Linked DNA regions of Homo sapiens: regions 2, 3 and 4 are each linked to region 1. The links are chromatin contacts, found by Hi-C or POLR2A ChIA-PET in ENCODE. All regions are on one chromosome and are shown on one strand. The core of a region is the stretch at or near the end of the contact, and the rest is flanking DNA. Distances in the headings are between cores, read along the strand shown. Region 1 has its middle 230 kb from the start of RARB-AS1. Region 2 overlaps RARB (retinoic acid receptor beta). Region 3 holds the start of RARB (retinoic acid receptor beta). Region 4 overlaps RARB (retinoic acid receptor beta).

Region 1 (5,617 bases), core at 2,361-4,860:
TTGTTTTGTGCACGTCATCCGCAGACTTTTAACAAGCAATTTCCAAATCAGCTTAGTCATCAAAAATATCACTAATGAGCTGTCTGCCAAAATGTGGCTCAAAATCTCATTCCTTACGAAGGACATGCAGAGATAATTTCTTTATCGAGTTACCGCCATAAAGTACACTGACTTTAGTCCATTTGTACGACTTCTGCTGTTATCAAAGGACAGATCAGATACTGACAATTCAATGAGGTTAGGGTTGGAAAGTCTCGCCTAGAGTATCTGTGTGCACTGGGCCAATATAAAACAGTAATAAGAATATATAACTATAATTAAACAATGTGAAAACCTTCTGAGTTGTTTGATAAATAATTCGCTACTGTAGTTAAGAATGCTGTTTTTCAACAGTCAGGCCTAATATACATTAACAATGCATATTATGTACTCACTGTGGTCAGAGCACAGGCCTCCCAAAGTGCTGGGATTATAGGCATGAGATAACTTGCCCAGCCCTGTTTTGATTTTTGATACTGCAAGTGAGAACATGTGATGTTTATCTTTCTGCCACACTTTCCTCAACATTGTGCATTGTACTTAGCACAATATTCTGTTCACAATATTCTCAATGAGGGCCAATTAAAGAGCCAGGCAAATTGGAGCTCAGATCCTGTTGACATTTACTGAGGCTTCTGAAGAATATGTTGTCTCTAAAGAGGTACATGAAGAATGCAGAGAATTCACACTACATTAAAGCATTTTGCATTGGACTTTATCTTTGTATGCTTTTCACTTTTATTATGCTCATTCCAAATCACTCTCTTCTATGATTATGTGGATTTTTAAGAAGCCAGCTATGTTGTGTTACACAATTAAAGATATCTTATTGATTTTTCCTTTTATTCTATATGATTTGACTTGTTTTCACATCAACCGGTGCTAATGGATATATCTGCTAGTATATATCCACAGGCATTTCAATTAACTCATCCAAAACTACGTTCATCCTTTCTGAAGCCTTTTGCTCCATCCGAGTTCCTTAGCTTGCTGAAGGGTACCGTTATTTGCTTGGTTTATAAAACCAGAATTCTGGAGTCAGCCTTCATTGTTGACTCTCCTTTAATCCCATGTCCAATCTATGTCTTATTCTATCTGTGCTACCCTCATTAATGTTCTTTGGATTCATCATGGCGGAGACCAAAGTCTTGGGCCCTCTCAGTGGGACCCTTGCAATAGTCTCCTGGCTGGTTGTCCAGCCTCAAAGCTTTGCTACCAATCCATTTTCCACACAGCTGCCAAAGTGGCCTTTGCATATCTCACAATGTCATGTCCCTACTTCAGACCTTCCAATGACTCACCAGTGGGTACATGCAGGAGAAAAGTCCAGTTGCCCAAACTACATGTGTAGGGTCTTCCATCCAGATCCTTCCTTTCCATTCCAATCTCTTACTACTCCCCAGCTCAGAGTTTACATTTTCTATATTTTGTGCAGAAGGCCCTTGCCCAGTTCAGTTGTCACCTTTCCCCAACCAGTCCTTTGTTGGCTAGGTGTGCATCCTGTGTGCTTTCATAATACTCGCACCTACCTACATCTGAGCATGGCGCCAACCCTAAAGGCTTGTCTTTTCCCCAGTAGGCTGTGAGCTACTTGGGAGGAAGCAGGGGTGGCATGAGCATGGCTTTTACTTTTGTATTCCAACATCCAATGTAGGACCTAACACATAGCAAGTATTCATGAAACTTGCCCAATTCATTCAATCACTTGTTAACATTTTATCATTCTCACATCCAATTCTGTTATTTCTTCTCATTGCCATTCTCTGATTTAGATTTTATCACTATTCTCTTTCCGTATGCATTATATTCCATCTAAAATGAAATATTGCTTCCCCAATATATCTGTCTTGTCTGCTCAATTCTTTTTTTTGTATTTTTTAGCATTTTTCTTCCATGCTCTCTGTTCTGTCATGTCTTTTCTGCTTTCCTGCCATGAAAGTGATCACCCTCCCTTTTAGAACTAATTCTCTTCCCCCTGACCCCAGCACACGTAAACTTTATTTGCATTGCATTGCTATTATTTTGTAGCAGTCACTATTCCCTTGTTAGATTGTGGGCAGGGATTGTTCCTCCCTTACTGTCTTCCCTCACGGGTCTATCTCAGTGCTTTGGTCATAGAAGGGGCTCAGAATTGAATTGGAACTGAACAGAATTGAATAAACTATCCGTTTATGAAATAATTTGCTTTAGAGTTGCTAGAATTAAATGACTGCTCCAGTGGCAATATTACTCTAACTCACTAATATCATTTGATCCACTGAGGAGCTAGTTAATTAAGTAGGTGGATTAAAAATATAATCTGGAGGAAGAATGTTTTGGCTGGGACCCACACACTTTTTTTCAAAAAGCTTTATGATCTCTCAGCTACAATTCCTCTTGATTTTCACCCAAAACAGCAATAGGACTCTTTCCACATGACTGTTGATGGCTGGCTTAGGAACACAAGGCCATACACCTGTGTGCCAGATGTGCTCTGCAGCCTGTCTGCTACCCCAGCCCATCTGCAAAGCATACCCCATGCTGGCTCCTTTCTATAGGAAAGGGGGCATTGGTTCCCAGCCTTTTTACATGATAGCTTCCCTGGTGTTTGCCTGTTTTCCTTAACTTAAAACCCCCTCCATTGAATTTCAATGTATTGGGTGACCTTTGCCAACACAGGAGGCCTTAGTTCATTTGTTTATTGGTGAGTCTGCTTTTTCTCTGTGTGCTTGATTTTTTGCCTGGCAATTTTTCGACTTGTATCACCATTTGTGAGAGTGCTGTTTGGTCTTCTGTAGCCAAACCAGCCACATCAGCATCAATAGTAGTTAATAGATAATCAGATCCTCAGAATTTCCATGTGGTGCCGAAGAATGTCGTCTGATACTGAATGTAACTTTAGCAGGAATGAATGGGATTTGATAACGAATGGGTCTGTGTTGATGGACACTGGGGACAAGGTAGCTTTGTGATCTTCTTTGTTTCTGTAAGAATGCCTCTGCAACTGAATTCAGCCCATTTCTATGCCAATGTGCTAATAGTTGTGGAATCTCATTCATCTCAACAGAGGCCAGTTAGCCCTGGAATCCCATCTGTTTGAGTGGATGCAGTAAAATGTCATGGAAATGTGGCCATTCATTGACATCACTAGTGAATGCTTTCTTGCTATTAATTTCCCTTCATTTTAACTGACTCTAATCACACAAATTCTAGCCCCAACTGCAAAAAAAAAAAAAAAAAAAAAAAAAAAAAAAGGCAGTTAGACTTTTCACTTAATTTTTAATCCTAATTTTTAAAGTGCTTGTCCACAGAGAACAAAACAGTTATTTTAAAAATGTGCACAGAGTCTAAATGGAGATGCTCTCGTTCCTACAACACATTAAAAAAATGCTTCAGCCAGTATTTTTGAGTCCTTCTTGGCATAAGATGTCCAAGGCTGTATTTTGGCCCAGAGGAATTTTTAGGCTGATTATTTTTTTCCCTCCTGAAAGAGTTTAAGAAAGAGAAACAGGCTGAGTCTTAGCTAGAACAAGGCTAAAAGAGGTGCTGTCTCTAGCAGATTGCTCCAGTGACACAATAGTTAGGAATGTGGCAGGCCTTTCAGTTAAACTTCTGGCTAACTGGACAGCTGAAATATTGGAGCTAGGTCAGGCTAGAGATCGTAGCAGGCACTTGTAAAACCTCAGTCAGCGGAAATAATGACCACGTTCATACGTTTGTCATTTTCTTAATAAATCTCCTAAATTGATTTTTAAGTCAAGAAATTTGACTTCTAAAAAAGGATGTATGTATGTGTATGCATGTAAACATACATCTGATATAAATAAATGAATGGATAAGTAATACAGGAAACAATAAGGTATCTGTTCAAAACAAATATGGGAAAAAGTGTTTTGTTCTGTTTCCAGCTATGTGTGAATGTGAACTGGCTTAAACATGCTTAAACTTATCAGGTATTTTCATGGAGTCAACAATATTAACAAAATTAACAATGTTAACAATATTAACAATAATTAGTGCTTCCTTAGTGCGAGGCACAGTTCTGAGTGTGTGTGTTTGTGTGTGTGTGTGTGTGTGTGTGTGTGTGTATATATATGGTTTTTTTTGTTGTTGTTTTTGTTTTTTTTTGAGACAGTGTCTCATCCTGTCACCCAGGCTGGAATGCAGTAGTGCAATCTCAGCTCACTGCAACCTCAGCCTCCCAGGTGATTCTCCAGCCTCAGCCTCCAGAGTAACAGGACTACAGGCGTGAGCCACCAACACCCAGCTAATTTTTTATTTTTAGTAGAGATGAGGTTTCACCATGTTGACCAGGCTCGTCTCAAACTCCTGGCCTCAAGCGATCTGCCTGCCTCCGCCTCCCAAAGTGCTGGGATTACAGGTGGAAGCCACCATGCCCAGCCCTAAGTATCTATATTAACTCATTTGATCTTCTTCACAAATTTGTGTGCTAAGTCCTGTTATTTTCTCATTTTTTAAATCAGAAAGCTGAGACTCGAGATTTTACTCTTTGCCTCTAACAGAAGCTTGATTGCTATGGTTTGTTTCCTTGAATAAGACTCACCTCTTTATTTGCACGGTGTGAATTCACAAAGCAATGTGCTGACCAACTTTAAATCAACTGATGCAGCAGACTATTGTTTATCCAGAATGTCTGTAATTTAACACAGTTTGAATTAATAACTTTTCCAAAGTGTGGTTATCTTGACTTCAAAAGAATGCACGTGTATAAATAGCAATTTTCTCCATAATGTGATATTTGCACCAATGAAGTTAAACTACTTTAAACATAATTTCCGACCCAAACACATAAGCAGCAAAGAAACATTACTGCTCACGTATTACCAGCCAGCCTATCAAGATAATACTGCTCTGTTTCCTTACAAACTTTCCTTCCCATATCTTTATCCTGGGGACTGGCTACCATAATTTTACCTGAGAGATCACACCATCACCTTATATCATATAGAAAACCAAATCACCCTTCAATTATTAGAATGCTATAATTATTGAAATATTAATCACTTAGAAATATTATTTTTCAATAGTTCCATGGCTTGCATTCTTTGTTACAATTGCTTATAATCTCTCCCATAAATTCAAGTGAGTGCTGTTGGCTTTCAAGCTGATCCTTGAAGAAGCTGTAGACCTATTTCAGTGATGCTACTAATTATCAGATTGTCATTTGAATTCTTCTTGTTTTTTAATTGCCTTTGTAGCAAGTATTGGTTTTAGGGGGGAGGTGGTAACTCTTCTTCCTTAAGATATATTTGCTTTAAAAGAATAATTTCAGAAGAAAGTCTAGTCAATAGGGGCAGAGAAGATTTGGGAATCAAAAATTGAAGTACAAATATAAAGTCATGAAATTATTATCTTTATGTAATTAATGACTTTATTTGTCCAGTTATAACATAGATCTGCACATTTCAGCAACTAAATACAATAAAGATTTATTTCTCACTAATGTCATCATCCAGTGCAGGCACGTAGGAAGGCTGTGCTCCATACAACTATTCAGAGACCCAAACTGCTTCCCAGTAGAGGTTCTGAGGTTTTCTAGGTCCTCAGAGTTCTGTATTGAACCCTCTGCATTCAGTCA
Region 2 (5,099 bases), core at 1,097-3,596, 420 kb after region 1:
GTTGTTCTGGCCTCTTTAAAAAGCTTAGGTTGCTCACCTACAATGCTATGGTAAACATACTTTAAAAACAAAATCCAAATATTGTAGCACTTGCTGGCTTGGTGAATGGTGTTCTAGAAAAATGATAGCATGGGAGGTCCTGAAGATCAAAAGACAAAATAGTGATACCAGAAAGAAAAAAAAAAAACAGTGAGCGGCGGGGCTTTGGAGCAGTTCTTGGTGAGCATGGGGTGTAGTGCGCTAGGATGTTGGTGGTATCTGTAACACAATAATGGTGACCAGGAGCAGGCCCAGAGGGGCGCCCATGGAATCTGGGGCCAGCACAAACCTAGGTGGCTTCTCAGATGAAAATGAGACTACACAGTTGGGTGGCACCAGCTTCTGAAGGGCTGGCACCCACCTTAAACAGACAAGTCTCCTGGCTGAGCTCAGAGACTTTGGCTCACCTGGAAGCAGAGGTAGAACCTTGAGCAGTACTTTTCAAAACTCAGCGTGCATCTGAAGCACCTGGTGAACTCGTTACAGTGCAGGTTCTGGTGCAGCAGGCATGGCCTAGGGGCATTTCTAACAAGCTGCCAGGCTGCTTATGCTGCTGGTCTGCAGACCAGACTCTGAAGAGCAAATGAGCCGGGCTTTGAGAAGCAACACCCAGGGTGGCACTCTGGGGTCCACCTCGCCCATTGGTGTCAGCCAGGAGAAACACTGGCATGTCTGCCAGGCCGAGGGAGAGTCTCGGCTTAACCTCAACCAGTCTTCACTGAGTTTGGGGAACACTGTCCCATCCCAGAGCAGGGACACAGGCCAGGACAAGACTGGACACTGTAAGGGAGCTTTCATTTTCACCTGGGAGAGAAAGTGGAATGTGACCCCATGTATCCAGAACAGAGGCCTGGAACCACACGAATGTACTTCAAGTCCTACTCAGCCACCATCAGCCCCATGACGGTGAACAAATTACCTAACGTCTCTCAGCCTCAGTTTTCCCATCTCTAAATGGGAATAATGTGAAATAGTTGGGAGGATGAAATGAGACAATTTATGAAAAGCTGCTGTGATGGAACCCAAAAATATCTACCCAGCAGTGGAGTGGCAGAAACATCATCCAGACACGTACCTTCTACTGGATACTAACTGACCCTCCAGAGACCTGGCCCCCATGCTGGGTGCATCTGACAATACAGAAAAGTAACATGATGAATAACCAATACCTGAAAGTATGCCATTTATTTCTTTTAGAAATACTTACTAATTGCCAACCATTCAGTGGCATTTCAGGCCCTGTATTGAGCTGTGTATCAAGGTGAGGGCGTCTTGACCTAAGAAATGAGGGAACTCAGGCTGGCACAGTGGGAAGGGGCGAAAAGAGAAGATGAGAGAAAACAGGTGCTGTGCAATGGTGGACTGTGTTGAGTTGAGAGCAAGTGGGAAGTGAGAATGGGAAAAGCCTGGCGGAGTCTTGAGTGCCACTTGAGGAGTCTGTAAATAATGAACAGTAATTGATGGTTGTGGTCAAAAATCTTTATTATTATCATTGTAATCATTATTACATCTCATATTTATTGAGCATTTACTATGTACTAGGGACCATGCTAAGTACTATAAGTATACTAATTCTTTTATTCCTTATGAGGACTCTGTGATTTGGGTTTCGTTGCCCTCATATTACAGATGCAAAAGCCAGGTACAGAAAGGCTCGATAACTTTCCCCTTGTCTCTTAGTCAACAAGTGGTCAGAGGTGAGACTTGAACCTAAACAGTCTGACTCCAGGGCAGCTCTTTTAACCAGTATACTATACACAGAATCCCTTGAGAGGGTTGCCAAAAAGGGAGAATGGAAGCTGGGGCCATTGGCGGCATCTAGCTAGGAGGAGAGAGCTGTGACCCAGGAATAAATCAATCTTGTAGCTCCAAGAAAGTCAGAGGAAAAGAGATGAGAGTGGGGAGGTCTTCCTGAAAGAGGAGACTTTTGATCCAGGTCATGAGGTGAGCGACTTTATATGGCAATACCTAGGGCCAGTAACTGCTACATCAGGGTCCCCCTCCGCCTCCTCCAGGTGGTATCTTAGCATAGCCAAGTCAATCCCCAGACCCTGACTCACCTAGTAATCAGGTGAAACAGCTCCCACTCTAACCTGGAGGAGGGCAGGACAAACACAACGTACAGCATTTGCCGCTCCTGGAACATGCGCCCTGGTGTGACCGGGATTCCTACAGGATGGCTCACATGTGAGGCATTGCCACTCCTGCGAGCGGTCCCTCACCACTGATGAGCAGAACGTGGAGAGATAAACCCCCCCAGCTTCCTTATTCGTTGGGCAGGATACTCTTAGGTATCCTCTAAACCACGTCCCAGAGTTTCCCAACTAGATCGAGCTCTGACTGCCCACAGTGATGATCTCCGCTGGCCGCCTTCCTTCCCTGCCCACTCTGTTCTTCCAGTGCTTCCTGGGATCTCCTCCCACATAAACTATCGTGCATTCCAATTCTAGTCTCAGCCTCGGCTTCTGGCCTAAGAGAGAGAGGCTTCCCTGCAGGCCTCCAGGGCCCTTTCCTATCCACCCCAATATGGGGGTGAGTCACCCCCAGTCCTCAACTGGGGCCCACCCTCCTAAACACATTGTGGAGACTTCTTGTACCTCCCAGTCAGGCAGAAAAACAGAAACACGATTTTATCTCTAGAGCGTGGCCCTTCACTACTGGGCATCCTTCCGGAGGCCTGCTGCCCACCGCGGGGTGGAGGGCGCTCTGAGCCAGTCTCGCAGCTGACCGTGCTCTTCATTTGTACTATCTCTCCCCAGATCTAGCTGTGTTTTTATTGTGAGCCACTTAAAATCCTTTCTGGAAGTCGGTGGTATAAATAAATAACAGCAGCCATAACACATTCTCTGCAAGCTCTTAGTTCGGAGTTGAGCATTTTTAAAAAGAGCTTTTTTTAGACAGGCAGTTGCTTCCACGGCAGGAAACTTCCTGTCATCTTCACCAGAGTGGCATCCCTGTCAGATGCCTTTGGAATTAGTGGGCAGAGAGGAATAAGAAAGGCAGCCAACTGCGCATCTACAGATCTTTGAAAGAGTAGTTCCTTTTTCTTCCCTAATTAGGGTGGATTTGGGACAAATGGTTGGGTCCCCGGAGACCGCAGGAATGGCTGGAAGAGGCAGAAACATATCCCCACCACCCCCACCTCAGGCCAGGGCAGGGCACTCACCCACAATCTTCAGAGCTAGTATCCCTGGGAAGGTTTCTACCCAATGACCCTCCGCCGCCATAAAAGGAGAGAGGGTGGATTCCCTGTGGAAAGGTGGAAAGCAGGAGAGAAGCTATTTATAGATGAGCTTTCCAAAATAGAATCAGGACTGAACCAGAGGTAACATCCTCGCTCTGAGGACGTGTTCTCCGCTTCCTTAGGGTGAACCCTAGTGAGTATCATTTGGGCTTTAGGGCCTCATAAATTCAAGCTCAACTCTTATCCCTGCTACTTAGGAGTCATGTGACTTTGGAAAGTTACATCATCATTTGCACCTCAGCTCCTTCATCTGTATAATGGGAGTTTTAAAAACATCCACCTCCTGCCTGGAGGGTTCCATGAGAAAAATATATGGAGCGCCTTGCACAGTTTCCGGCACAGAGGAGTCGTGCCGAATGTGCAGCTCTCCTCCTCTCCACCCCATCATAAATGTCTTGTCATTTTTTCGAGCCACATGCCCAGGTTCTGTAAACTAGCGTGGGTGTGACAGTGGGACAGATTTCCAGGTGGTGTAGCCCCCACCCCCAGCTCGTGCTGTCTGCTCCGGGCCGCCTCTGCTCCCGGCCTCCCACTGCTCTGCCGTGTGCGGGCCGCTCATCACCAGGTGGGGCCTGGCGGGAGGTAAGCTGTCCTCCGAGGGGCTTGTGAATATGAACTATGAAGATTTAAGAAGCCCTTAACCTGCTCAGAAAAATGACCACAAACAGAATTATTAACCACGAAAGACTTTCCAGGAGACATACCATAGAAAAGGAAGGCTGTTTTGAGCACTTGTCATGGGTGGACTCGGTGCGCTTTTTGGAAACTAACATTTGCCATCAACCAGAGGAGCAGAACCTGGAACTCGGGGAGCTCGGGCTGCCAGGAGAGATGCATCAGGAGGGATAGAAGGTCAGTGGGGGCCACGAAACCCGAGTTCCAGTCCCCACTGTCACCTCACAGCTGTCTGACTTTGAGCCAGTTGTTAACTTAGTGAGCCTCAGTTTCTTGCTAGTAAACACACCTGTGCTGCCAGTATCACCCAGCAGCGGTCCCCAACCTTCTTGGCACCAGGGACCAGTTTCATGGAAGAGAATTTTTCCATAGATGCTGGGCTTGGGGATAGTTTCAGGATGAAACTCATGAAGGACAACTTAGATCCCTCGCATGCGCACTTTGCAGTAGGGTTCATGTTCCTATGAGAATGTAATGCCGCCGCTGATCTGAAGGAGGTGGAGTTCTGGCGATAACGCTCGCTCCTGGCCACTCACCTCCTGCCGTGCGGCCCAGTTCCTAGCAGGACACCGACCAGTACCCATCCACGACCCAGGGCTTGGGGACCCCTGACCTAGACCATTCTTTCATGTTGCAACAAACAATGACTGCATACCTACTGTGTTAGTTTCCTAGGGCTGCTGGAACAAAATAATACAAACTGGGTGGCTTGAGACAACATTATTTGATCGCATTTCTGGAAGCTAGAAGTCCAAAATCAAGGTGTGTGCATGGCCACGCTGTCTCTGACAGCTCTGGGAGAGAGCCCTTTCTTGCCTCTTGTAGCTTCTGGCGTGGAAGGCAGTGCTTGTAGTTGCATGACACCAATCCTCCGTCTTCTCATGGTCATCTTCTCCCTGTGTTTCTTCACATCGTCTTCTCTCTATGCATGTCAACCTCTGTCCAGATTTCCACATTTTTTTTTATAAGGGCACCAAGTCATACTGGATTAGGGCCCACCCTAATTACCTCATTTTAACTTGATTACCCCTATAAAGACACTATTTTCAAATAGCGTCACATTCTGACATACTCGGGCTAGGATTTCAACACATCTTTTTGAGGAACACAGTTTAACCCGTAACAAACAGTAACACCTAGT
Region 3 (5,574 bases), core at 3,046-5,545, 270 kb after region 1:
ACGGCAGAAAGCACAGAAGCACTAAAGAAAATAATTCAGAAATGTGGAAAGAGAAAAGTATGCCCTTGTCTTGGGAGAACAATATTTGTGTGTAACCAAGTAGGAAGACTTTGTGGAGGAAAGTCTGAAAAAGCAGAGAGCTGAAGAGAAAAGAGCCAAATGAAGGACACGGTGGCCAACACTCAAAGTAAAAAGACATTTTTGAAGAAGATGTGTTTCTAGGGTTTCTAAGAAGTCGCTATACTCATGCCCAGAGCCACCTTGCAAGTTCATTTGGAAAGTGCATTGGTGTCTTTTGGTATAAGATCCACGAACATCAACAGTCCTGTTATGTGAGCAGGTGTTCATACTGAAGGGCCACAAGCAAAGTTTCCATGTGTTATTACTGTTAGAACTTCCCCCGCTCCCTTCCAACACAAAAGCAGCTCTGCCTGCTAGTATGGAAGCCCTGGGAAGAGCCTCATACTTGCCTCGTGCTGCCAACATCTCTGCCTTGGCTTCCCTGCTGGAACACACAAGTCACTCAGTACTAGCCATTTATTCTTCTGGCAGAACTGTGGCAAGAGGGGATTAACAGGGAAAAAAAATTAAAAAACAAACAAAAAGCCAAAACAACATGAAAGAGCTGGGCATGTCTTTAAAACAATCAGTGTCCACCTCCCCCAGCCCTGTGCCTGTGTCTGCCTGCACTTTGCATGTCTGCCCCTGTGGTGGGGGGGGATATGTCTGCGCCTCTGAAAATCTTCTTATTTAGACATCACAAGGTATTAGCCCAATTTTGAACACAGCCGGCTGCAGTACGGTGCACAGACACGACTGCTCTTTCTTCAGAAAACTCTCCAGTTCAAACATGTTTGCAGAGCATGATTCATGGTGTTTCTTTCTGGATTGTCCAGTGGGTAATTGCTGTACGAAAACCAGAGAAACAGATGTAGACCCTGAACCCTGGCTATAAATTTTTGTTTTATGATTATGGGTTTCAAATGTGCTGTGTCACACTGACAAATATACAGTTACTCTGAAACAAAATGGATTTTACTCTCAAAGTTTTGCTTTTTGTTTTTCACTTTTTGTTTGCTTGTTGGTTGGAAATACATTTATTAGATCATTGATCAAACACAAAGAAAATAGAGATGACACATATCAGAATGTTATTTTATGCCATAACAAGAAGATATTTGGGAAAGTTTCTTCCAACCCTGTGGCTAATGTTTAAAATGGGTGTCAGTAGTTTACATTTCATTACGGACAAATCGGTCTATTTTTCACTTTCTACCCTACTCATTAATCTTTATAGTGCACGGATCTGTATTTAAAGAATTATGGCTTATTTATGTATCTTTCCTTCATTTTACTTAAAATGAAGAATTTGGAGACAGAATCAAGTTTTCAAGAAGTGTAAGCATTTACTGATGAAGAAATAATTAGCATGTGGCTAAATCATGGGTCTGTTTTATAAATTAATACTTGGATTAAGTAATAGCTCTAATTATTGCTATCAGCATAATTAATTCATGATGAGGAATGATTAATTGACTAGCGAATATTGTCATATTATAAGAAACCCATACTATTCCTTTCATGGGGATTTAAATACTGATTATTCATTTCAAGGCCCAAGTTCATTTCTCAGTTGAGAACTTCAAGGTAATTATATATTTTACATTTTCTTGCACAAAGAAAGAAAACATCGAGTCGCCCAACCTTTACCACACACAGAGAGAGACACACTAATGTTGTTATTTTTGTGCAATGATACAGTATAGAGGTAAGAAATTCGGAAGCAGTGGTCTCGCTCAATGAGGCTGATTCCATAGCTTAAGAAATGAGAATGAACAGAATTTTGAGGACACCCATCCCCATCTTCACTTCCCTGGGACCAGTGCATCTCTACTCTTTGGAGAGATGTTAAGCAAGAATGTGCAGCAGCCTCCCCTGGATAACAGATCCCTGTACACACATACCTGTCAGTGATGCCATGTTTCTCATCTCTAACTTAAGTTTCTCCTGCTCTACTTCCAATATAGCTGTTTCCTCTTCTCTTGTCTAACAACTTTTCATCCACCTCCACTGTCCGGTAAAAATGAACTCAGTTTCCAAGGAACTCTAAGGACCTTAAATAAGCATTTGGAGCCATAAGCCTCATGGACCAAGTAGAAATTGGCACATAATGTAGTGCTTTGTGTATCTTTACAACTACCTTAATGACAGTGTGTTAAATGTTTTGTAAATTCCTCTGTGTTCTCTTGCTTAAAATGTGTGTTTTCTTTGTAGTTAAAGGGTTTCTTACAATAAGTCTCTGTTACAAAATGATGGCCATATAAAAGAGAGAAGAGAGGCGCAAAAATAACAAACACAGATTCAGCAAAAATCTCACCCCTTTATTGCCCTGAACTTTTCAATAGCAAGAACTGAGCTTGCTGGGCTGAAAATTGTTTTAATGTACCTTCATAAAAGGATCTTTGACTTGGTAAGTGTGTGCGATGCATACTTTTCATGTTACACCACAAGTGCCACTTAGCAACTCCACTAGACAGGGCAGTGTTTCAGCATGGGGTGGGGTGCCCCCTGACAGGCTTTTAAAAGGCCCGGATGCCAATGCACATTCCAACACTATCCACAAAAAGGAGACTGGAGCAGTGCTCTTCCCTGCATTGGGCAAGGAGACTCTCCCTCCCTGCCTAACCACTTGCCTGCCCTGTTTTGTGGGAGAATTACAAGTAAATGCTACAGAGGCAGTGGAGAAAAAAGGGTGTTTTAATTCCTCTCCAGAGTTTCCTTTATTTGATGTATGTTGCATCCTTTAAACAAGTTGTGCAAAATGGCTGCAGGGTAGATTGGCTCTCCCTTTTAAAGCTCTCCATCCGGCTGGGTTTATTTGTAAATACTGCATCTATCCTTCTTAGTGTTTTAGGACTGGCTGGAAAGACTCTTCTTCCTGTAGGTTGGGTCAGTGTGAGAGATCTAAAAAATCATTTTCCCTTAAAATTACTGTATTTTAATAAAAGGATTGGGCAGGGGCTGGAATGAGAGAAAACTGGTCCTTCAAAATGTAAAACTGTCATACTTAAACCAGTTTACAAAATATGCGTTTAATTATGTGGTGGGATGTGTGTAGGTGTATGATGAGAGAGGCAACCAACATGGCTATTTGGGGTGCAAGGATGTGGGAACAGGCAAGTAATTTTCACATTGGACTTTCATCCTAGGGAGCTGGGTTCTAGTCACAGCTCTGAGCTGTGTGACCTTGGGTAGGTCTCATCTCCCCGGGGTTTTGTTTCACCAGTTGAACAGTATGAGGATGAGTCACAGCTAACATTTGTTCCATGATATTTACCCAGCACCATACAAGTGTTATTTCTGTCCTCCCAGTTAACACTGACGTGGGTAGTATTATATGCCCATTTTACAGATGAGGAAACTGAAGCCTGAAGAAGTTAAATACTTATCCCAGAACACACAGCTGGTAAGTGGCAGACCTGGAATTGGAATCTAGTTCAGTTTGATTCCCCAACCCATGCTCTTGACCACTATACTGTTTTTTCAAGTCCAGATCTGAAATCTCATTTTCTGTGTGGCTGTGTGTTTGGGACAGGGGTAACCAATTCCTGACTACTCTATATGCTGCATAGAACCTGGAGAGGATTTTTCAAAGTAAATGAATCTCGAAAGCTGGATTGCAGAGCAAACGAGTGCAGTCAATTCAGCCAGGGGCTTGCAAGAGGGAGAAAGAGAAAAAGACTGTGGAATGGAAAGTTTCCCAACCCAAGCCTTTCCCAAGGGGTAGCCATTCTCTGTTCTACAGTTTAGGGCTTGCATGTGCTTTTTCTGGAGTGGAAAAATACATAAGTTATAAGGAATTTAACAGACAGAAAGGCGCACAGAGGAATTTAAAGTGTGGGCTGGGGGGCGAGGCGGTGGGCGGGAGGCGAGCGGGCGCAGGCGGAACACCGTTTTCCAAGCTAAGCCGCCGCAAATAAAAAGGCGTAAAGGGAGAGAAGTTGGTGCTCAACGTGAGCCAGGAGCAGCGTCCCGGCTCCTCCCCTGCTCATTTTAAAAGCACTTCTTGTATTGTTTTTAAGGTGAGAAATAGGAAAGAAAACGCCGGCTTGTGCGCTCGCTGCCTGCCTCTCTGGCTGTCTGCTTTTGCAGGGCTGCTGGGAGTTTTTAAGCTCTGTGAGAATCCTGGGAGTTGGTGATGTCAGACTAGTTGGGTCATTTGAAGGTTAGCAGCCCGGGTAGGGTTCACCGAAAGTTCACTCGCATATATTAGGCAATTCAATCTTTCATTCTGTGTGACAGAAGTAGTAGGAAGTGAGCTGTTCAGAGGCAGGAGGGTCTATTCTTTGCCAAAGGGGGGACCAGAATTCCCCCATGCGAGCTGTTTGAGGACTGGGATGCCGAGAACGCGAGCGATCCGAGCAGGGTTTGTCTGGGCACCGTCGGGGTAGGATCCGGAACGCATTCGGAAGGCTTTTTGCAAGCATTTACTTGGAAGGAGAACTTGGGATCTTTCTGGGAACCCCCCGCCCCGGCTGGATTGGCCGAGCAAGCCTGGAAAATGGTAAATGATCATTTGGATCAATTACAGGCTTTTAGCTGGCTTGTCTGTCATAATTCATGATTCGGGGCTGGGAAAAAGACCAACAGCCTACGTGCCAAAAAAGGGGCAGAGTTTGATGGAGTTGGGTGGACTTTTCTATGCCATTTGCCTCCACACCTAGAGGATAAGCACTTTTGCAGACATTCAGTGCAAGGGAGATCATGTTTGACTGTATGGATGTTCTGTCAGTGAGTCCTGGGCAAATCCTGGATTTCTACACTGCGAGTCCGTCTTCCTGCATGCTCCAGGAGAAAGCTCTCAAAGCATGCTTCAGTGGATTGACCCAAACCGAATGGCAGCATCGGCACACTGCTCAATGTAGGTTTATTTTTTTCCCTTCTTCTACCAAGAAAAAAAAAATTGTCTCTCTTGCATGCAATAAAGACGTTGGAAATAAACTGCATTGGTAGCAAGACAAAGGATTTAATGATTTAATGCTGAAGGGGTGTGATATGCTGGCATGCATATTGATTCCCTTTGCTGAAAATTTCCTGTTAGATGTTTTCTTCCCAAATAACCCCTCCCGCCCCCATGCTCCTCTCCTTACCAACCTTATAGTCTCTTGAAAACAGTTTTTAAAATATGCATAAAAATGTGGGGGGTGGGGAGTAGAGGGTGACCACAAGACTTTAAAACATTCTTCAAGTAGGGCAATTTGACACATTTTGCAGTTTTTACTAAAATGTATGCAGAGTGGAATTTAACTTTGCTGTTCTTTGGATTAGCTACTAGTTGTATAGGTCCCCCCACCCCTTGTGTATTCCAACAGTCCAAAGTAATTAAAATATGACATTTTCCTTGAAAGGAATTTAGTTTAATTAAGGTGGCTGCTGCTCCCGAAGTTCATAAACCACCAGTTCAAGCTGCCGCTTCCAATGTTTTCCTTGCTAAGGAAAGGCAATATTTCTTAGCATTGACCCTGCTGCCACCTTTCCAAGTCACTTTGTTGGTCTAAGAAGTTGCTGTTTTGC
Region 4 (5,350 bases), core at 2,752-5,251, 440 kb after region 1:
TCAGGCTGGGGCCGGGGCAGGGAAGGGAGGCTCCTCAGATAAAAGAAGACATTGAGCAGTCTTCCTTCTCAGGCCATGTGCGTTCCCTCTCTGGATGTACCAGTTGTACTTGGTTTCGGCTTTGAACTTTCTAGGAAGAGAGGCAACAGAACATAGTTTAAATGACTCATCAGAATCCAAATACATTCTAACTTTTGAGGAAGAAAACCTTTTCGAATAGAATAGTTAGAAACATTTGAGGGCTGCAGTTTGGATATGGATTTCTAAGTGAGTTATTGGCAATTTGCAATGTCCTAAATCCTGGTCTTTTGTTCCTTTCCGACAAATCTCTGGATTCTTTCATTTTTTGCAGGGGACAGATCTCATGCATTCATTTCTTGGCGGCATGTTAAAGCTGCAAAGATTTATTTAGTACCCATTTGATTCCAGACTAGAAACGTATCCCAGGATTTGGGGCCCATAAATATTGAGCATACTAACTTTGTTGTTGTGGTGGTGGTTGTTGAGACAGGGTCTCACTCTGTCACCCAGGCTGAAGTGCAGTGGCGTGATCCCAGCTCACTGCAACCTCCCCCTCCCAGTTCAAGAGATTCTCCAACCTCAGCCTGCCCAGCAGATGGGACTACAGGTGCGCTTCACCAGGCCTGGCTAATTTTTGTACTTTTTGGTAGGGACAGATTTCACCGTGTGGGCCAGGCTGGTCTCGAGTTCCTGACTGCAGATGATCTATCCGCCTTGCCCTCCCAAAGTGCTAACTTTGACTGTCACTTGATAACTCCCTGCACAGACAGTATTTCCTAATGTTTCTCCAGGTAGTTGAAGGAACATCAGGCTGGGGATTGGAAGGCCTGTATTCTAGGCTCTAGCACCATTGCTTGTGTGACCTTGGGCACCACACTTTACTTCCCACTTTCAGGGGAAATGTGAGGCTTTATGCCCAATGACCTCTGGGTTTTCTTACTGCTGTGACATTGGGAATGGCTTCATACCCCATCAGTTACCAAGATGAAGTGAAACAGGTCAACCAGTTGGGAAACCAGTGGAAATGGCTGGGCTAGCTCAGAAAGGCCCCTGGGCAAGTATCTGGGAGGTGAAAATAACGACCCATCAAATGAAGAGAGATCATGGTAGTGTTTTGAGAACTACTCACATTAATGATCAATTGCTAATTCACTATGCCACTTGATCATATAGTAGGAACATTAAGAAGTTTGAGGACATGTCCTGATTTAGATATCTCTCTACCACCCCTCCCAATATAAAACGAAGTTTCTGTTTCCAGGCCACAAGCTCTGCACCCCTCTACAGCAGGCAGGCCAACGTGAATAGTTATGCAGTTATGTGCTGCACAAAAGTGCCCAGTAAGGCCGATATCGAAATCAGTACTGGGCTAAAGATTATCTAACCTTAGAGAGGTGTCTAGGTTTGACTATTGGCGTGGAGAGAAAATGAGGCAGCTGTGGAGCAATGGTTAAAACCATGGGTTCTAGAAAAAGCTGAAATCAAATCATTCTACTAGCTTATGTGACCTAGCATAAGCTATTCAGATTTGTTTCCCCAGCTAATAGTAACAATTCATGGGTTGATAGGAGAAATAATATACTAGTGTTTAGTATGGTACCTGGTAGGTGATCAATAAAACATTAGCTATTACTGTATGTTAGGGATGAAGAGGGCTTACTCATTCAGTTTTCCTCTCGGAGTTTTAACCAATAAGACACTGAAGTCAGACTTTTAAAAATATATACAACAGAGGCGCTGCTGCACCCTCACTCTATAGGATGTCCTGGTGCCTTCCTCCTTATCCACGCTGGAGTCCTTTGTGTAGGGAGAAGGCTGGCTCCTAGGTCACTGCCTTCTTGGAGATTTAGAGAACCCAAAAGCATGTGACCATTGCAGTACAACTGTCCCATCATGGTTCATGTGGTCCAGTGGGTTTGAGGCTCTTGTGGATCCACCACCAGTCAGATAGGACTGTCTTCCCCATGGGAAGTGTCCTGGTCCCAAACCCCCAGTGTTTCCCTGACAAGATGAGAGATTTGACAGAAGTTTTTCTTTTAGGAGACCTGATGGGAATATGGGCAGGATGGAGAGGGCTTTACTACTCCTCCTAGGTAGAGGTCCTGTGTCTTCCTCAGAGGCCACTCCTCTCTGCACATGGCTGTGTAACAGGAATAATGCAGGCCTTTCTGATCACATCTGCCCTCCTGTAGGTTGACACTGAGGTGGACATTCACAGGACTATACCCAGTCAAATTGAATGCCATTATCTGGGAAAAACTTTCAACTTCTTCAACCTCCTGAGTTATTCACTTTTGTCCAGGTGGGATTTACTTCTCTCTGTGCTTCAAGCAGCTCTGAAACTTTTTCAGAGAGAAAAGTCAAGTATGGAAACCTGGTCAGCAGAGACCCTTTATTGTCGGTGCAGAAATGTGGTTCTGGGTGGGGAAGTGCTCTGCAATGCACGGAGCTCCTTACCAGCATTTAGGCTTAATAGGGCAGTGGAAACATGAACCAGGATTGAGTATCTACAGAAGCAAGGCATTTTTAGTTTGTTTTGCTCTGAGTGAGGCCTAGAGGCACAGGGCAGTGAGCAAGAGTCTCCTTAGTAGCTAGCGCCCCAGGGGGCCAACAGGGTTATGTGTCAAGCATACACTGGGTGGGACTGGGAGACTCTGGCAGAGTGACTCAGGCTTTTTGCCTGTAGAAATCCTGCCTACACTTTAGGGTTCGGTTGAAATGCTACCTCTTTATGGATCTGCCCTTGATTTCCTCCTGGCTATTTCTGAGCTTTCCTTTTTCTGAACTCCCTAGTACCTTGCTGGTTTCACTCATGTCCCTTGTATTACAGCTGCCTGTGTAACCGTGTGATCAGAGGCATCATGGGAGAGAGAGCCTAACTTGGGTTTGAGTCAGATTCAGTTACATGTTAACTATGTGACATTGGGCACATCACCTAACCTTTCTGAGCCTTAAGTCCTTCATTTGTAAAATAAGAATAATATTCACTTTACCAAGCTGTTTGAAAGATTGAATGTAGGGTATGTACAAAACTTGATATATACTATGCATTTAATAAATTGTCATTTATTGCAGACTGTAAGCTCTTAAAAAATAGAATCTTATTCATCTTTTTTTTTTTTTATCTCCAGCACCTGGCACAGTGCCTGGGACATAATTAGGCACTCAGTAAATGTTTATTTGAGTCAAGTAATGAATTACTTTTAAAAAGATATTTCTCAAAATTTCTTATGTCCTGTTTAGTGTTTCCTAAAAAACTTTAGCCCCTGGGTTTTGACTTCTGTAGTCTCTTAATGAAAGAGCTAAAGAAGACATTCAACATGTGAAAGGGGGACAGACTGCCCCAAGAGCTCCTTGGAAATCTTCATGTTATTTCCTGCTTACATCTGATTGATGATTTCAGGACAGGATGGCTTAGAACATCCATCAATTTTTTTTTCCTTCCAGATTCTTAGAATTTGCACCAGGTATACCCCAGAACAAGACACCATGACTTTCTCAGACGGCCTTACCCTAAATCGAACTCAGATGCACAATGCTGGATTTGGTCCTCTGACTGACCTTGTGTTCACCTTTGCCAACCAGCTCCTGCCTTTGGAAATGGATGACACAGAAACAGGCCTTCTCAGTGCCATCTGCTTAATCTGTGGAGGTACCAACTATGTAGAAAAGCCTCATGAAATTCCATGAAGAACAGTTTATACTTGTAATTTGTGAAAAATTCCTCATTTCCCTTTTGGAGTTGTTTTACATGGGAAAACATGTGAATAAAGCCAGGCATACATGCCTGGTTTCATTGTATTTTTCCATGTTGTTACAAATTAACTAATGGTATTTGGGATCCTTCTGCTCAGAAAGAAATCCCAAAAAGCTATTACTCCAATTGCCACAGATTTTTTTTCTTAAAGGCAGGATCACACTATTATAAAATGAATTGTCTGGGGACATTTGAATGATGACAAGGGACTTGTATGTGCTGTTTGTTATCTAGTGGGTAGGCATACAAGTATTTGGCTGGGCCCTCCCACCAACCCTTGCAGGACTGGGATAAAATTTAGCTTTCTTCTTTGTAGTGACCCCTACTGGCCTATAGGAGGCTGAATCGTAAGTGGTTAAAAAGTAATGGTTTTAATTAAGGAGCAGATTTATTTTATGCTAAAATAACCATCCTGCTCAAGATTTGTTTTAATTCAGTTTGGTAGTGACACCTTCTGGTCAAAGGAGGTAATTCTTTCCCTGGGACAAAAGCAACCAGGCATCAAAATGTTTATACTACCAAGGGGGGGCAGTTTTTTTTTGTTTTTCAAGTATCACTGCTTAAAGCAACTGCATAAGTCTGCAAATTTGTGTATGTAATTGAATTACCAAATTAATGAACTCATAACAGTAGGAATAAGGAAACAAGGAAGAGGGGAAAAGGGCATAAATCCTGATTTTGTTTAATACTTTATTCCTGGTATCCAGACCGCCAGGACCTTGAGGAACCGACAAAAGTAGATAAGCTACAAGAACCATTGCTGGAAGCACTAAAAATTTATATCAGAAAAAGACGACCCAGCAAGCCTCACATGTTTCCAAAGATCTTAATGAAAATCACAGATCTCCGTAGCATCAGTGCTAAAGGTATGTCTTCGTGCTCTCAGTACTGTAGTCACACAGTGGACTTGAGGGCCTTACCAGGTTGTGTTGCTTTATTCAATTCAGGATGTTTAATGGCTGCTTTTAAAGTCTTGGAACTCATTTCTCATTGAAATCAAAAGGAAATACTATCCCTCCCCCCTCTAAAAAAAAAAAAAAAACACCTCAAATCTTACCCTATTCAATTATCTTAACGATTGAGAGCTTTAAAATTCATGACTGATTAGAAAAACATTGTTTTCAAGAGAATGTACTAAAACAGGCTAATTCTCTAGGTTCATACATTTAATTCCAGCTTTCTACACATCTCTGGTTTATGTTACCTTGACTCCAGTTTTTCTTGAATATCTAAACCTTTGTTAAGTTTCTCTCAATCACTTTAGCCATTGCTCTTTTGTATATAGGCAGATTTTCTTCTGCACACTTCTAAGCAAAGGAATTCTTGCCTAAGAGGTATATTCTTTGCCTAGTGATTTTCTGTTTATGTAGCAACTCAAGCAATTAATAGAGGTGCCTAGATCCATATCACAGTTGAGTGTTTAACAGTAAGGTTTTTCTATGTAGAGAGACAACTCAGCAGCTATCCCTGGTACCAAATGGGCTATTGTCATTCTCCTTTCCCCATCAGACTACTTACTCTGTCTCTGAAGATGTTTGCTAGCCAAGGAATAAACTCTGTATTTCAGAAAGT

The links. Hi-C counts contacts between places; a loop is a spot of excess contacts on that map. ChIA-PET counts read pairs that join two places held with the same protein, here RNA polymerase II (POLR2A). Pooled maps may share reads with other maps.
Region 2: a map of chondrocyte shows a loop between it and region 1 (2.2-fold over the local background). The contact joins two enhancer-like sites. A Hi-C loop is called at or near these places in 1 of 168 maps with a recorded cell type or tissue (chondrocyte) and 1 of 50 pooled maps.
Region 3: a loop to region 1 is called in a map of ascending aorta, with 2.1 times the contacts of the local background. The contact joins the promoter of RARB here to the enhancer-like site in region 1. A Hi-C loop is called at or near these places in 12 of 168 maps with a recorded cell type or tissue (Caco-2, Calu3, Right ventricle myocardium inferior and 9 more) and 16 of 50 pooled maps. POLR2A ChIA-PET finds 5 or more read pairs at or near these places in 2 of 52 experiments (OCI-LY7 and PC-9).
Region 4: a map of heart right ventricle shows a loop between it and region 1 (5-fold over the local background). The contact joins two enhancer-like sites. A Hi-C loop is called at or near these places in 10 of 168 maps with a recorded cell type or tissue (A673, Caco-2, aorta and 7 more) and 17 of 50 pooled maps.

The regions. Positions count from the first base shown.
Region 1 is chr3:25,153,276-25,158,892 of GRCh38, forward strand. It overlaps a transcript of RARB not described here. Among named protein-coding and RNA genes, the nearest start is that of RARB-AS1, 230 kb to the right of the region's middle. RefSeq lists a silencer at 2,423-2,717. Within about 2 kb of position 3,611, at least 2 of the 41 ENCODE cell types and tissues checked have a DNase peak (open chromatin) inside an H3K27ac peak, as active enhancers do; they include ascending aorta and endothelial cell of umbilical vein, where a contact is called at or near this core.
Region 2 is chr3:25,570,770-25,575,868 of GRCh38, forward strand. All of the region lies in intron 4 of RARB (retinoic acid receptor beta), which reads left to right. Among named protein-coding and RNA genes, the nearest start is that of TOP2B, 92 kb to the right of the region's middle. RefSeq lists enhancers at 2,160-2,688, 2,689-3,216. Within about 2 kb of position 2,347, at least 5 of the 41 ENCODE cell types and tissues checked have a DNase peak (open chromatin) inside an H3K27ac peak, as active enhancers do.
Region 3 is chr3:25,423,968-25,429,541 of GRCh38, forward strand. RARB (retinoic acid receptor beta) reads left to right here and starts at 4,296. Exons shown (of 8, transcript NM_000965.5): 1 at 4,296-4,921. The coding sequence starts at 4,765. RefSeq lists an enhancer at 3,357-4,194.
Region 4 is chr3:25,590,035-25,595,384 of GRCh38, forward strand. RARB (retinoic acid receptor beta) reads left to right here. Exons shown (of 8, transcript NM_000965.5): 6 at 3,469-3,673; 7 at 4,486-4,644. Among named protein-coding and RNA genes, the nearest start is that of TOP2B, 72 kb to the right of the region's middle. Within about 2 kb of position 4,002, at least 3 of the 41 ENCODE cell types and tissues checked have a DNase peak (open chromatin) inside an H3K27ac peak, as active enhancers do.